Regions from separate parts of the Mus musculus genome. Here regions 1 and 2 are each linked to region 3. A link is a loop called in an ENCODE intact Hi-C map of the cell type or tissue named here. Cell type or tissue: left cerebral cortex. All regions are shown on one strand. Region 1 has its middle 8.8 kb from the start of Snora34. Region 2 has its middle 8.4 kb from the start of 1700031M16Rik. Region 3 holds the start of Pfkm (phosphofructokinase, muscle).

Region 1 (5,000 bases), 400 kb after region 3:
CCTGACCATGTTTGGGGGAGGACTGTAGGAAGACTTTGGAAGTTTGGGTTAGAAGAGCCATTGGGATGTTAAGAGCTCTGTGGGATGTTGTGTAGGAGCTTGGGAGATGATGTTGAGAACAGTGCAAATGATGGAGGCCTGGCTTGTGACATTTCAGAGGGAAGATTAAAGGCTCTTATCAGGGCTATTGCTATTTTGATTGTGAAGATTCTGTGGTTTTGTTAGCTGGGGCTGAAGAATCAGCTGTGATTAACAAAATACTAGAACTACTAAAGCAAAAACTTTGCATTACTGGGACTATTGATGCTGGTTAGCTGGAGCTAAGAAATTAGCGGTGATTAAGAAGAGACCAGCATCATTGAGGTGAAATCTTCTGGGAAGTGTTTTCTGAGAGCACAGAGACTGTGTTCCAGAGATAGACAAGATTTTACCTTGTGCTGTGGCTGGACTTGGTAATGTGTAAGAGTCACCCAAGTGGTACTGGTTTTGAAGGCATGAAGGGGTTATGCAGAGCAGCTGAGGCTCGGCACTGTGAGAGGCCACGGAAGGCCATTGGTGAGGGTGTAGCCTCAGTTGCAATTGATGGCCCAGGACTTGAAGGGGTCACACAAGGGAGTTGATGTTTGGCACCATAAAGAGAGCTTATGAGAGGCCATTGGTGAAGCCCAGTTGCAGCAGAAGACAGCAGTGTTTTGGAGATGCCAGTACCATGAGATGACCACCAAGAGCAGCAACAGCAGTGGAGTGCAGGCAGCTGGAACCTAGAAGACAAGGTTTAGCTCAAAGGGCAAAGCTAGAAAGTGATTCAAGCCCTTGGAGGAGTCCCCTCCAAGAGCACTGGATATTGTTTGTTTGTTTGTTTGTTTGTTTGTTTGTTTTGAGACAGGGTTTCCTCTGTGTAGCCATGCCTGTGCTGGAATTCTGCAGACCAGGCTGGCCTCACACTCAGAGATCTGCCTGCCTCTGCCTCCTGAGCGCTGGGATTAAAGGCATGTGCCACCATGAGCCTTAATGGCAACTTGGTTTCAGTTCCCAGAACCCACGTGGCAACTCACAACCATTTATAACTCCAGTTCCAGAAGATCAGAAGCCCTCTGCTGGCCTCTGAGTGCATTAGGCACATATGCACTACACATGCACACATGCACACAAAACATCCATACACATAAACTTTAAAAAAATGTTTTTTTAAAGAAAAAATGTAAAGCAAGCTTCTAGACTCTTTTTTGTAAACATTCAGTCTTGCATTTCACTTTGGAAAGTGGCCTCTGTTATCAGCAGACTCATATGAAGTGAATATGAAAAGACACTCCCATTTAATCCCCCGGAACATACTTCTAACATTTCATAAAGCACTGTTAGAAGCTGACGGTATGGCAGAGCAGTGGTGGTGCACGCCTTTAATCCCAGCACTTGGGAGACAGAGGCAGGAGAATTTCTGAGTTCGAGGCCAGCCTGTTCTACAGAGGAAGTTCCAGGACAGCCAGGGCTACACAGAGAAACCCTGTCTTGGAGGAGGAGGAGGAGGAGGAGGAGGAGGAGGAGGAGGAGGAGGAACTAGAATGATGATAGAATAGATAGATAGATAGATAGATAGATAGATAGTAGTTAGACAGATGGTAGGGATAGATGGATATTATTGATAGATAAATAGATGATAGATAACAGAAATGTGTAATTATATAGATATCGGTATAATGATACAAAGTGACCACCTTGGGCCTTTCCCAGGACACCAAATCCCCACCCCCCCGTCTCCAAACCACAGAAAATAGTAGGGCTACATAAATATTCCTGGGGTAATGCTACATAAATATTCCTAGGATAACATGATACAACAAATGTCCATCGCTGATCTTCCAAGGTGAAAACGAATTGCTCTTGATGCACTGCGTAAGGGCACTGACCCAAAGTCAAAGACAGTTCTCACACACACACACACACACACACACACCACACACACACACACACACACACACACCACACACACACACACACACACACACACACACACACACACACACACACACACACACACATTCACATGCCCCCACTCCACATGACAGACTCTGCGATACAGGCTTTCTCCAAATGCCGCGAAGACCACACGGGGGCGCTGTCGGGCTGTGTTTTGCCCATAGTTCATCAACTTATCTCCCAAGCAACCAAGCCTTTGGTGGGCAGGGGTGGTTCAAGACCCGAAATGTAGACACATTTACAAAGAGGTGTGTCGGAGCAGCCAGCCTCGGTCCCACGCAGCATCAGTACCTGCAATGCAAGCAGCGGCAGGTCTGGGGATTGAGGGAGCACGCCACTGCACGGTCCACAGAAGCCAACTGTTTCCAGCCCCTGCTGACCCCATGTGTTGTGCTGAACATCCACCATGGTCCCTAGAGGAACTGTTTACAATGGGAAGCCTGGCGCACTCTTAACTCTCAGACTATCCGCATTGTAGAGTTGTGTTTATTAACCGTCTCTGACGTTTCACCAGCATCGGCTCCATAATAAAAGGCGTCCCAGTGGTCACCTGGATCATTAGCAAGTGTTATCCCCGATTCTGTGGTCCCAGGACCTGTAAGCTTTGCTTTCAAGAATAGGTTATAATGGAGGCTAATTTTTTCTGCCTCCTACGCAGTCAGCAGGACACTTCACTATCTGCCTTGTCCCAGAGACTCAGTAACCAGATCCAGAGTAACTCCCCTGGGCTTTCTCTTGCTTTCCAAGTTCCTGCAAAGCCATTATAGTACAGGGAATATAAGCACATTTATCCTGTGGCTGTTCTCTGCTCCCGCACTGGACACCTTTGGCCCAGGCGCTACTTTCCTATTTCCCTAGCCTGGAATACAGCATCGCGTGGGACTTGCCCAGAGTCTGTTTTATTTTTTATTTAAAATAAAGAGGGGGGGGTGTTAATGAATTCATTCTCTAAAGCACAAGCAGACGCTTTTCATTTCTCTCTCAGTTCCCATTTTGTGCACTTCCGCTTCTCAGCACATTGTCTTGAGAACGCGGATTCTGTACTTCCGTGGGTGGGCTCGCATTGCTTTCTTCCCCGGCGTTAGGGATAGATAGTCCCATGGCACATGTGTGCTCTGCCTCTGAGCTACAGGCACAGGCAGTCCTTGAGTTATGAACACGCTTCCAACATCCTTACTTTGTGATTGTTTACCACAAATGGAAATTTAAGTGAGGCTTCCTGGCCTTAGAGGAGGTGAAAGATTTTTCTGTTTGTTTAGGTTTTTTTTTTTTTTTTTGCTTTTGCTTTTGAAACGGTTTCTCTGTGTAGCCCTGGCTGTCCTGGAACTTGCTCTGTAGAATAGATTTGCCTCGAACTCAGAGACCTGCCTACCTCTGCCTCCTGATGACAGGACTAAACGTGCCGTGATAAAAGGAATTTAGTCCACTCATAGAACAATCTGACTATTAACTGACAGGATTAGATTCTCTTTTTTAAGACCTATTTATTTATTTATTATGTATACAATGTTCCGCCTACATGTATGCTTGCAAGCCAGAAGAGAGCAAAAGATCACATTACAGATAGTTGTGAGCCACCCTGTGGTTGCTGGGAAACTGGGCACCTCTGGAAAAGCAGCCAGTGCTCTTAACCACTGAGCCATCTCTCCAGCTCCAGAATTAGATTCTTATTCAAAATTTAATCTAATTACTCTCTTCTCCCTATATAAATCCACCAGTGTCGAGTTTACGCACATATTACTATAGATGCTAATTCTGAATCTATAAAATAAAAATATTATGGTTGGTTTTAATGTCAACTTGTCGCAGATTAGAATCACCGAATACGGAGCCTCGCCTGAAGACATGTTCTGAAGAAGTTGATCTGACTGGTGTGGGAAGGCCCTCCCCTGATTGTGGGTGGGCCTGGTAGCAGCTCCGATAAAAAGGTTGTTTTGGTAGGACGTTATCTCCCCTTTGTTCCTTCTGGCCTTCCCTCTCGCCATGAGTTTGTTTGCCTGGGATACGGATGATTCTCTCTGATGTCAGAATCAGTATTTATAAGTTGTCATCAAGACTAGGTACCAACAGCTCCCCAGGAACCTTCTGGACCTCTGTGTGCCAGACCAGTACTAAGCCACCCTGCCTTGGGGATGGAGCAAATATCAGCTGTTGAACTGCCCCACCCACCCACCCACCCCCACCCACCCACCCACCCCCACCACCCTCGAGAGACCATTCCTGAGGGACTAATGGGAGGCATTCAGCCATAAGGACCAAGTACTCAGGTAAGTCTCCGCTCTCTGCAATTCTGCTGTTGTTACTGTTTAAAGCCGGGAGGGCAATGTGCAAAAAGGATGACGCACAAGTGACTTAGTCACGTTTGTGAAATGTGAATAGTTCAGGAGAGACACGGCTAGAGACAGATGGTGTGGTCACTGTCACGCACAGCAAAAGTCACCCTCCGCATTCCGTCGGCAGGCTTGGCAAGAAGTACAGGGCACGGGGCCCAGCTGCTCTGTTCAGGTTCCTGGAATTCTCTCAGTGTTAAAAAAAAAAATGTAGATGGAAATTTTGAAGACATAGCCATAACAGAAAGTCCGTTGTGAAAGAGGAATGGAAACCTAGATTTCTCACCAAGAGGAAACAGAGCTGCAGTTCGTGCCAGGGCTCGAGAGGCCAAGGCAAGAAGACAAATGTAGGCTTAGGGGTCACCCGGGGCCACATGACAAGCCCCAGACCAGCAGGGTTACACAGCAAGATCGGGTCTCAAAAACAGCGACAGCTGCAGACCTCTGCATTCCTAACGCTGTGACCCTTTAATACACTTCCTTAGGCGTCCTTCTGTGTAGTGAGTCCTAAACATAAAATTATTTTGTTGCTACTTCATAACTAGTTTTGCTACTGTTATGAATCTGATGTAATGTAACATCTGATAATAACAATGTAAATATCCGGTATGCAGGCTGTCTGATATCTGATATTTAGCCCCTGTGAAAGGATTGCTTGGCCCACCCCCAAGGCTGATAACCACTGGGCTACAG
Region 2 (5,000 bases), 280 kb after region 3:
ATATGAATATAAAAATTTAACAAATTTTTCATATATTATTAGATTCTCAAAATACTCAATATTGTTAATATGTTTGATGTATAAAATGCATTTAAATAATACAAATTAAGGGGAAAAAAGAAAAAGAAATAAATCTCTCATTTAGATTATTTATGTTGTGGATAGCTCTGTGCTGCTTGCTGTCCTGGGAGGGGCTGTCTGGAATGAGGAATGAGTCACACACTCAGATGACTTCTTGTGAACCAATCCCCTAATGAATAAAGGAGCCAATCATTGGGAGAGTAGGCGGGACTTCTGGATTGGATGGAGGAAGTGAGGAAGCAGGAGAGAGTTAGGTCCCTCTTTGGAATGGGGACAGCAGAGGGGTAAGATATAGCTAGTAGAGTTTCCCTGTATCATGGCAGATCCTCAAGGATTCGCCACCAGAGGAATCAGATTTTAATAAGGCTTACAAGATTAGGTTTTAGTTGTTGCGCCCAGAGATTGAGTTACCGTTGTTTCTGAACTAAGTTTCTTATGTTGCATTTTCCTTCACGCAGAGAGAGAGAGAGAGAGAGAGAGCGAGAGAGAGAGAGAAGCTGAACTGGATGTGGCCCGAGGCTTTTGGCCTCAAAGCCCACACCCAGCACTTCCTCCAACAAGACCATACTTTCTAAACCTCCCCCAAACAGCACCACCAACTGAGGACCAAGTGTACAGATACCCGAGACTCTGGGGAGTGGGGGGGGGGGGGGGGGAGGCATCTCATTCAAACCACCACAGATATAAATGTTGGTGAAACTAATACAGCTGTAGACAAACATCAGGAGCAGAACAGAGCACAGCCTTGGCGTAGAAGAGGAGAGTGCTGACATCTGACTGTTTCATACACACATACCCATCCGAAGGTCCTTAGAAACCAAGCAATTTAGCTTCACAGTAAGAATTTACAGACGGTGAAGAGTCAGGGTTTATCCTTAAATTTATTTACATCTAAAGTATTTTGCGTGGCACCTGCCTCACATGCACACATTTCATGTGTGAAAGCTAAGTGCTATGTCATATACCCCTACCTGTCAACAAATACACCTACGTGCCAGTCCATACATATCTGCATACAACCATTTGCAGCCAATATGGGGGTGGGGAGGAGGAGATATTTTACACCTGGAGTTTTGTTTTGTTTTTTAATTTGAATAAGACAGACTTACAGGCTGTGAGGTCAGGGAATCCCCGTCATTATAGAAGGGTAAAGCGGAATTCTAAGCGACAGTAAGCAAAATCAATATGGTGTCTCAGTACGAGCAAACCTGTCTGTCTGCAGAGTCCGTTTGTTCCTGCTGTGGAAGCAGGGTGGCAGCCATCACAACTGTGGGCAGATAAGGAAGGCTTGGAGATGTGAGGTTTGGCCAAGGAAGTCCGACAGCTATTGTAGTAAATATTATTTGGGGGTTTCTACCCCACCTTAGATCATTCTGTTCCAAAATAAAACACACAAAACCTTTATATTTATAATAAGCCTTACAGCGCTAGAGCTGGGCAGATAATAGCCCTGTATGATATTTTGTCTACTTCCCTGTCAATAATCCCGAATATGACTTGCTGTGTTCCTCCTGGGCTGCTCTACTCCAACTGGACAGCCCCCATGGCCAGTTCTCACAATCTACCCACTCCACTCTGTCTTCCTCTGTCTTCTCCCTCCTCTCTTCCTCAAGATCTCTGCTTGGAGCCCTGGAAAGAAGCCCTGCCTACCTCTCTCTTCTGCCAGGCTATGCAGCAACAGGCCAAACCTCACCAGCTGAGAGTAACATGGGCAGGCTACGTCCTCACCTCTGCTTTCTCTCTTTTTAGTGTTGGGAAGGATGAGAAGTCCTTAGAATAAGCTCAGGATCAAGAAAAATATATACATAAATTATTTCCTGATTTCCTGTTTAACATTTACATCACCTCTTCTAAAAGCAATTCTGAGCCAGAAGACCAAGGAATTTGCTGTGAGTGTGTCTCCTAGCTGTGTCAGAAGCTACGCCCATAGAGTCTCACCAACATGACTGCCCACGCAGGAGCTGAACAGGGCAAGCAACAATAGGCTTGCTCCAGTGGATGAGGGAACACAGGAAGAACCAGGGAACAAAGAATCTGAGAGCAGGAGAAGTGGTCTCCCCAGGGAAGAGCACACAGTACCAAGTGGTCAGCCCTTGTAACATACATGTAACATTGTACACATATAGACACATATATGCATGTAACAACAATGAATGAAGTAAGCCACGAATTTGAAAGAGTTAGGAGGGATATGGAGCTTAGAGAAAGGAAAGGGAAGGGAAACTGTAATAATAACCTCAAATTTTAAAAATAATCGTTTATTACGCACAGTGTTGTGTAACCACTGCCACTGATTTAAGAATTGCAAAATGAAGGTCATACATGTGGCTCGACAGGAGAGTAAAGATTCCAGCTCCTCCAGGCCTCCTGCTAGACCCCCACTGCCCCCTGGTGGCACGTCTTCAGGATGACAAGTTTCTTCTTCAAATCCTTTTGACAGGCCATAGCACAGAAGCCATAGCACACAGGAAGAACTGTCAATGATCGTAGAGAGGCAGAGGCAGAGGCAAGACACTCAGAGCATTAAAGAGATCTTGTATCAGGACCCCAGACCTGTACGCAGAGAGACTAAAGGAATCACCAAAGTAGTGAGAGGGCTTGGAGTTGAGAAGCCCTCAAAAGAATGGTGAGCAGCTCACACGTGACTGTACAGAAAGACTGACAGACATTTGCATCAAGTCTGGACAACAGGCTTTGCTCTTCACATGCTACATAAGATTCAGGGTCTGTGTGTGTGTCTGCATCTGTGTGTCTGCATCTGTGTTTGTGTGTGTGTGTGTGTGTGTGTGTTACTGTCTAGCCATGTGTCTCTGTGTGTGTCTGCATCTGCATGTCCGTCTCTGTGTGTGTGTGTGTGTGTGTCTGTGTGTGTCTGTGTGTATCTGCATGTGCATCACTGTCTAGCCATGTGCCTGTGTGTGTGTCTGCATCTGCATATCTCTGTGTGTGTTGGTATCTATATGTATTACTGTCTGGCTGTGTGTCTGCATGTGTGTGTGTTTGTATATGTGTGTGTTACTGTCTGTGTGCCTGTGTCTGTGTGTTTCTGTGTGTGTATGTGTCTGTGTTTCTGTGTGTATGTCTCTGTGTCTTTGCATCTGTGTCTGTGTATCTGTGTCTGTGTGTATATGTGTCTGTGCGTGTCTGTGTGTCTATGTCTGTGTGTGTATTTCTGTGTGTGTGTGTGTGTGTGTGTGTGTGTGTGTGTGTATTATTATCTGATGGTGCGTAAGTTGCTGGCCTTCTGTCAATCATTTTCTCATTTCTAGAATAGCCACAATCATAGCAAGCACCTCACTGAATTTTACATTTAAATAACATTTTCGACTTCTTTACCACATCCCACATTTTCAATGTTTTGCTTTATCTTGTTTCAGCCCAAAGCTGTCAAGCACACAGAGCTCTCAGTCACTACTGTTAGCAGCTCACACTCATGAAGTCACTGAATTTGAAGTCTATGAAGTTCTCTCTTTATCTCAATCAAGGAGGACAAACTCATTTGTTTAAGCATGTCAGGCCACAGTGGTCCCCTCTCCATCCCCAGGCTCATGGGATATAAAGATGAACGAGACAGACTCTGCTTCTAAAACACCTGCCACACAGGAGAAAATCTGCCGATGGGTATAATGCAATGTAAGGAGTCCTTTTACACCAGTGTGGCAAGACTGTGTGTGAGCTCAGGGGAGAAAGAGTCAAGCTGTACCAGGCGGTGAGGGAAACCTCAGATCATTCCATGCCATCCTACGTGCATGGGCAAGAGTAAGGCAGACGATGAAAGAAAAATCCTCCAGGTGGAGACCATAATTTAGTGGTCAATGTTAGAGATTACCAGTGTGGATACTGGGGCGAGTAATTTCAGATTGAGGCTAGAGGCAATTGGCACAGGTAATTGGATATGGCCTCCAAAATGGAAGCTCACTCAAACCCCCTGGGGCATCTTCCCCTTCTCCGCATTTCTGCAACTTTTGATGAGTGGACTCTGAAGACAATATGGGCATCTGGCCAACGTCTTGGCAAGTCTCTAGATGAGGGAGAGAATGCACAGGCTCTCTTTGTCCCTGGCAGTTGTTCCTGGGCTCGACCCTGGGGAGGTGTGGCCACAGACTTTCTAAACTAACTTTCCTGAGACCTACCAGCAAAGGCAGTAACTAGACCCCAAGACACTTGGACGGAATTGCACTCCCACACACCCAGCCTTCCCTGTCCTTAATGATGCTCAGTGGGACTACAGTTCTTTCTCTCTAGGACAGAACATTAGTGCCTCTGTGGCTGGAGAGAGCATTAACTGAAATGTGTGCTAATGCCAGAAGAGGCAGGGCCTGGAGGGTCATAATTTCAGAGATCTGAAGCAGGCTTGCCTAGCTCACCAGAGAGAAGCTCACATAAGCCAAGTACTTGTTGGTCGCTGGCCAACAGTGTCAGCAGCATCAGCACTGCCCAGGAGGTCATTAGAAATCGTCCAAGGCTTAGATTACATGGTCAGACCCTGATGGCTGCACCCTAGCCCTGGAGTTCTTGGTTTGATAGGTCTGGAGTGAGCCTGAGAATTGGCCTTTCTGATGACATCTTACACGGTGCTGATAATTCTGATGCTACAGTTTCTTTTGTTTTGAATTGTCACATGCAAGTCCAGGATGGGGAGCTAGCAATTAGATGCAGTCAGAGACCTCTCTTTGGCACTGGTTTAGAGCCGAGCTTAAAGCATGTTCCTTTGAGTTCTAATCCGAAGCCCTAAGGATCTTCTCTCGGGTGCTCCCCGTGTTGGTCAGATTCTGTTTAATTTCAGTCTACGGGATCGTCGTTGTGTGCCCCAGAAGATGATAAGCATTGCTGCACACAGACTAACAGGGCACAGGTTCTAACTGGGAGAAGACCCTAGGATTAGAGAGTATTTGTTGACTGACATAGGAGACACATCA
Region 3 (5,000 bases):
TGCAGTTGATGAAACAATATTGATACAATGTTATTAACTGAAGTCTGCAGTTCACATTATGTAGTTCTACAAGTGTTGATACATCCATAGCGCCATACATATGCCCACCATCACAACATTACTGAAGAGTTTCCCCACTATAGCATGTAGTTTTCACTACTACCCAGCTTTAAGCTCCGGGTCAACCACGCTCCAGCCCCACCCCGGTTCCCTTAGATCCCAGGATGAAAGACACACGGACACACACATAAGCTTATCTTTCATATCCTTTAGCTCAACGGCCCAGCTCTTCTAAGCCTTCCTCAGCCATCGAACCCTCCTTTTCACTCCCAGCTCAGCACCCTAAATCTGCCCTCAGCTTAATTATGTTTCTAATATCCTACCTGCTACTCCAAGCCCTGCTGGGGAAGCAGTTGACGGGCACTCCACCCAAGATCTCACATGGCTCATGGCTCTTTCTTCCTCCAAAGCATGGTGAATTCTCTTCCTCCCCTGTTCCTGCCTGGGGGAAAACTCGAAGTCCTGCCCATTCCACCCAGTTCATTGGTTGCTAGCATCTTTATTGATCAATCAAGAACCAGTTGGGGAACAGGACCTTTAGTGTTGACACTCAAGATTCCCAATTAAAATATCAGGCACACCTCCTACACACCACCTTTAAGATCCTCTGTCTATGCGCTACACAAATTCCTCTCTATTTCAAACCCTAAGTAGCCACTGATTTTCATAGTTTTGTCTTTTCCAGAAAGCCAGAAAGCTGGAATCTTATATAGCAGGTAGCACTTTCAGACTGCCTGATTTGCTGAGAAAGGTGCATTTAGGCTTCCACCATGTCTGCTCACGGCTTGATAATTAATTTTCCTTATTGTTGAATAGTGCTTTGTCATATCAACATACCACGCTTTCTTTACCTATTTACCTCGAGAGATGTCTTGCTTCTATTTTGGGGCAAGAGTGAACAAAGCTGCTGTAAATATGTTTGAGGGCATGATGTAACTCATTTAAGAGTTATGTGATGGCCATGTCTGTGACTGGAAACTGTTAAGTTGCCTTTAACTAATGGGCATTCTGCCAACAATGAACGATGTTCACTAATGTTCAGGTCGGCCTTGCAGTCTCACTGTATTTAATATTATCTCTTCCTATCTGAGCCATTTGATAGCTGGGTAAGAGTCTCTTAGCTCCCTGGTGGTAGAACAAATGAATGTTTTTGCGTATGTTTATTTGCCAACTGTGTTTTCTTTGATAACATATCTGTCCAGATCCTTTGCCCATTTTAAAACGTATTGTCTTTTTTACTACTGAGCTGTTAGAGGATTTTATTCGCGTATAAAGTTTATTATTTTTAAAGTTAGTTCTATGAGAGGTTTGAGTCTCCTCTGATGTGTACATACATACATACATATATACATATGTGATCAAATTCATCCCCACTCCCCATGCTTTTCCCAATCTCTTCCCCTTCGCTACCCACCCGGTTTTGTGTTCTTTTAACCCTTTAAGACCAATCTGTGCTGCCCAAACAATGTTGGATGTGGTCTTCCTCTGGAGTCAACTCATCAGGGGCTACACTCTCAGAAAACTGTCTCTCCCTGCCTCCAGCAGCTAAGGATTGCCATTTGCTCCATGGCTGGAATGGTCTGGACTTGGCTTGCACAGATTTTGTAAATGCTGTCGAAACTGCTCTGGATTCATATCTGCAGCTGCCCCGGTGTGCCCATAAGATAATTTTCCTTGCAGCCTCCCACTGCCTCTGGCCCTTCCCTTCTTTCTGACCCTTCCTTGGGAATGATTCCTGGGCCTCCTGGGTGGGGGTGCGGTCTATTATTTGTTGCACTTTGTCCAGCTGTGGTTGCTGTGTTAATCACCACCTACGACAAATAGAAACTCTCAGATGAGGGTTGAGAGAGGTAGAAGATGGGAGGTGGGTGGGGGAAAGGGTACAGAAAGGCAGACCGCACCAGCACCGGGTGGGGTTACTAGGCAGGTCTGAGGGGTCTTTCTTCTACATCCCAGTCCTTTATCAGATACATGATTTGCAAATACTGCCTTCGGTTTTATAGGTTCACTTGCATTCTTATCGTTGGCAGCCGGAATGTACATGGCAGAGGCAAAGCTAGCAGAGAAAGAAAGGGCAGTAGAGAAATCCGCCGGTCCTGGGACACAGAGTAAAGTTGACTGTGGATAAGCATTCAAGCAAAGACAAGAGGGGAGGCAGCAGAGCAGAGGGTGTGAGCTGGGGATGTTGGTGGTGCTCAGGGAACACCAGCCCAGTGTTCCTTAGAGCGCCTGCTGCAAAAGTATCTTCTGGGAGGTAGCTTTTCCCTCCCAGACTCTTGCAACCTGCTGCTGCGGACTTGAGAAGGGGCCTTTCCCTCTTTGGTCCGTGGTAGCATGCAAGCTGGATTCGCCCTCTTTCCTCTCTGAGAAATGATGCAAACGTGGAAAGACTTTTGAGGTTATTGTATAAGATATACCAGTGTTCTGTGTTTCTTAAAGGCAGGTATCTGTCTTAAGACAAAGCCTGGCACACAGACTCCAGATAAACATGTCCCTTGAAAGCGCGATAGGGGTGGTCAATTGCTGTGGTTGGATTTTAACAGTGGCACACGTTTGAATTCAAGGAATAGCAGACAAGCCAGGAGAGAAAAAGTTGGCTTAGTTGGAGACAAGATTAGCAACTAGATAAATTCTAACCCTCACCACGCACACGAGCAGCTAGCTCCCAAGATAAAGATGTGCTCGGGAAGCAAGCATGCAAGCAGCGGCCACAAGGCATCAGGGTTCTTAAGGGGTGGAGGAAGAGGAGGAGAGAGGCAAGCAGAGGGAGGCGGAGCCTCCTTGCCATTTTCGGCCTGTAGAGGTTTGGAAGCCTCTCCTCCTCCCGCGGCTGCCTCCACCTGGCTCCTCCCCGTGTTCGCCAAGCTCCCCTCCCCCTTTCCCCAAGGACAATCTGCAAGAAAGCAGCGGCGGAGGAGAGCTAAAACTACAAGGCAAGAGGGAGGCCTTGGGTGGAGAGCGAGGGGCGAAGCCAAGAGTGAGGTGGGAGCGAACGTGCCGTGCCGGGAGCAGGCGGTGGGGAGGACGGAAAGGAACAGAGGGCCAGACGTGACAAGGCATCCGAAATCGCAGGCGAGAGGGGGGATGGGTGCTGGGCACTCGTGAAGAAGCGGAGCCCCTCGGTTAACCGCCCAGCACTTGCACGCTCAGATCCCAGAGGCATGGGCAGGGGTGCTGGGCTGTGTTGCACTTGGTTGCCTGACCCCTCCCCTGGCACATATCCAGTTCAAATTGGTGCACCTATGATGCTTCCAGGCTGTGTTCCTCCTGCCCCCTGCGAGCTCACACACATACGATTCTGTATATTTATATTTAGCATCAGTGACTATGTCACATGCGTGTCACCGTGAGTCCATGAAGTATGGGGGCATACGAACTGCATGTATTTTTGTGTCCTGTGCCTCTTGACATACAAACTCAGGAGAACGTGAGCCGCTGTCACAGGCCAGCTAACCTTGGTAGGGTGAACTCGTCTCTTCCACTGAAAGCACGACATGGGGAAGTGTGGGGGCTTCTACAGGTGATGAGCCAATCTGGTGACGAACTCCAGGAATAAAAGAAAAACCCTCAGGGAAAAAGAGCCAGAACAGTTAGATAAATGTTCTTCTTTTCCAAAATTTTGGGTTCCCATTGGGTTCTCTAATCATGTAGTCTTTCTCACGACCAGCAGAAATCGAGACGTTAGCATGCCAGGTTTATGTGTGTTCATGTTGCTTTCCCGGTTTGTCACTTTCTAAGTCCTACATGTGCCTGAGTGTTTTGATTTGCTTTTTTATTTCAAATTAGCATATGAGCTATTAGTTATCTCTGGGACATTTTAGAACAAAATTTCGTTTTAGTAGACCCTCCTTTTCTCTCACCTCCCCCACCCACCCCGTGACCCCTGACTTTGCTGTGCACCCCTCTGTTCTCTTCTCCTTTCATGTCCCCTCCCCCATCCTTCATCACCTATTCTCATCTCTCTTGGTCTCGTCTCTAATTTTTAAGGGTTTACCCACACTTACTCCCGTTCATGCGTATACAGGTCTACTTTACAGGGTAGGAGCTTCATATGAGAGACAGAGGAAATGTAGTTTTTGTCTTTCTGAGTTTGGGTCACTTAATACTACACTTTGTAGATCCATCCATTTTTCTAAAAAAAAAAAAAAAAGCAATAATTTAGGCTTTTTTCTTTATAGCTGAGTAAAATTCCATTCCATACATGTACCACATTTCCATTACCCATTAATCTGTTTATGGCCATCCAGACTGATTCCATCTCCCTCCCTCCCTCCTTTCCTTACCTGTGATGTATCCAACCCAGGGCCTTACAAATGCTGTTCAACTGTAGCATATTCCCAGACCTGAGTGTGCTTTTAGCAGTAGACTATGGAGCTACACCCAACCCCAAGCCTGCTCTTCACACATCTGTGGTACATCGGGTCACTGATGCTTTTCAGCAAGTGTTACTGAGCTTCCTGTGTGCACAAACTTCAGTGCGTAAGCTCTAGAACTGGCCTTGTTTTCTTTTTCTTTTTGGCTATAAGTTTTGTCTGAATGTATGTTTGTGCACCGCATGTATGCCTCATGCTTGTGGATGCTAGACGAGGGCATCCAGTGCGGATGACTAACAGAGAGTCGTGAGCTGCCATGCGGGTGCTGGGAATTGAACCCAGATCTTCTGGAAGAGAAAGCAGCCACTGCTGAGTCATTTCTTCAGCACTGGATGTAAATTAAAAATAATCAGCCCCGGAGAAATTTTCAGTCCACATAGAGGAATTACCCTTAACAGCAGTGCAGTCCAGTGGTCAGGAGACTTTACTAAGAGGACACAGTATTTCAGGCTTTGCACAGCGCCAGACCATGGCTCCAGTCCCTGCCCCAGTGTGAGAGCGCAGAACGAGGATGAGCAGGCAGCTCGGACTCTGCCTTTGCTTTCTGTGTTTTGTGTCTCTGAGACG

What was found. Peaks named below come from ENCODE experiments on the same cell type or tissue, not always from the same donor. Only the 100,000 strongest peaks of a DNase experiment are listed, where the experiment ranks them.
Region 1: it touches region 3 in a loop (4-fold over the local background); 6 of 42 quality-filtered maps call a loop at or near these places.
Region 2: a loop joins it to region 3, with 2.8 times the contacts of the local background. A loop is called at or near these places in 8 of 42 quality-filtered maps.

Annotation. Positions count from the first base shown.
Region 1 is chr15:98,508,519-98,513,518 of GRCm38, forward strand. No RefSeq gene overlaps it. Among named protein-coding and RNA genes, the nearest start is that of Snora34, 8.8 kb to the right of the region's middle. In left cerebral cortex, CTCF peaks have their summits at 1,126 (motif pointing left) and 2,121 (motif pointing right); DNase peaks (open chromatin) are centred at 2,127, 2,962 and 4,435; H3K4me3 peaks cover 564 bases; H3K27ac peaks cover 548 bases.
Region 2 is chr15:98,387,550-98,392,549 of GRCm38, forward strand. No RefSeq gene overlaps it. Among named protein-coding and RNA genes, the nearest start is that of 1700031M16Rik, 8.4 kb to the right of the region's middle. In left cerebral cortex, a CTCF peak has its summit at 2,470 (motif pointing left); a DNase peak (open chromatin) is centred at 2,473.
Region 3 is chr15:98,105,619-98,110,618 of GRCm38, forward strand. It overlaps Pfkm (phosphofructokinase, muscle), which reads left to right and starts at 2,853. Exons shown (of 23, transcript NM_001163487.1): 1 at 2,853-2,993. In left cerebral cortex, a CTCF peak has its summit at 2,834; DNase peaks (open chromatin) are centred at 2,288, 2,884, 3,403 and 4,766; H3K4me3 peaks cover 2,691 bases; H3K27ac peaks cover 2,069 bases.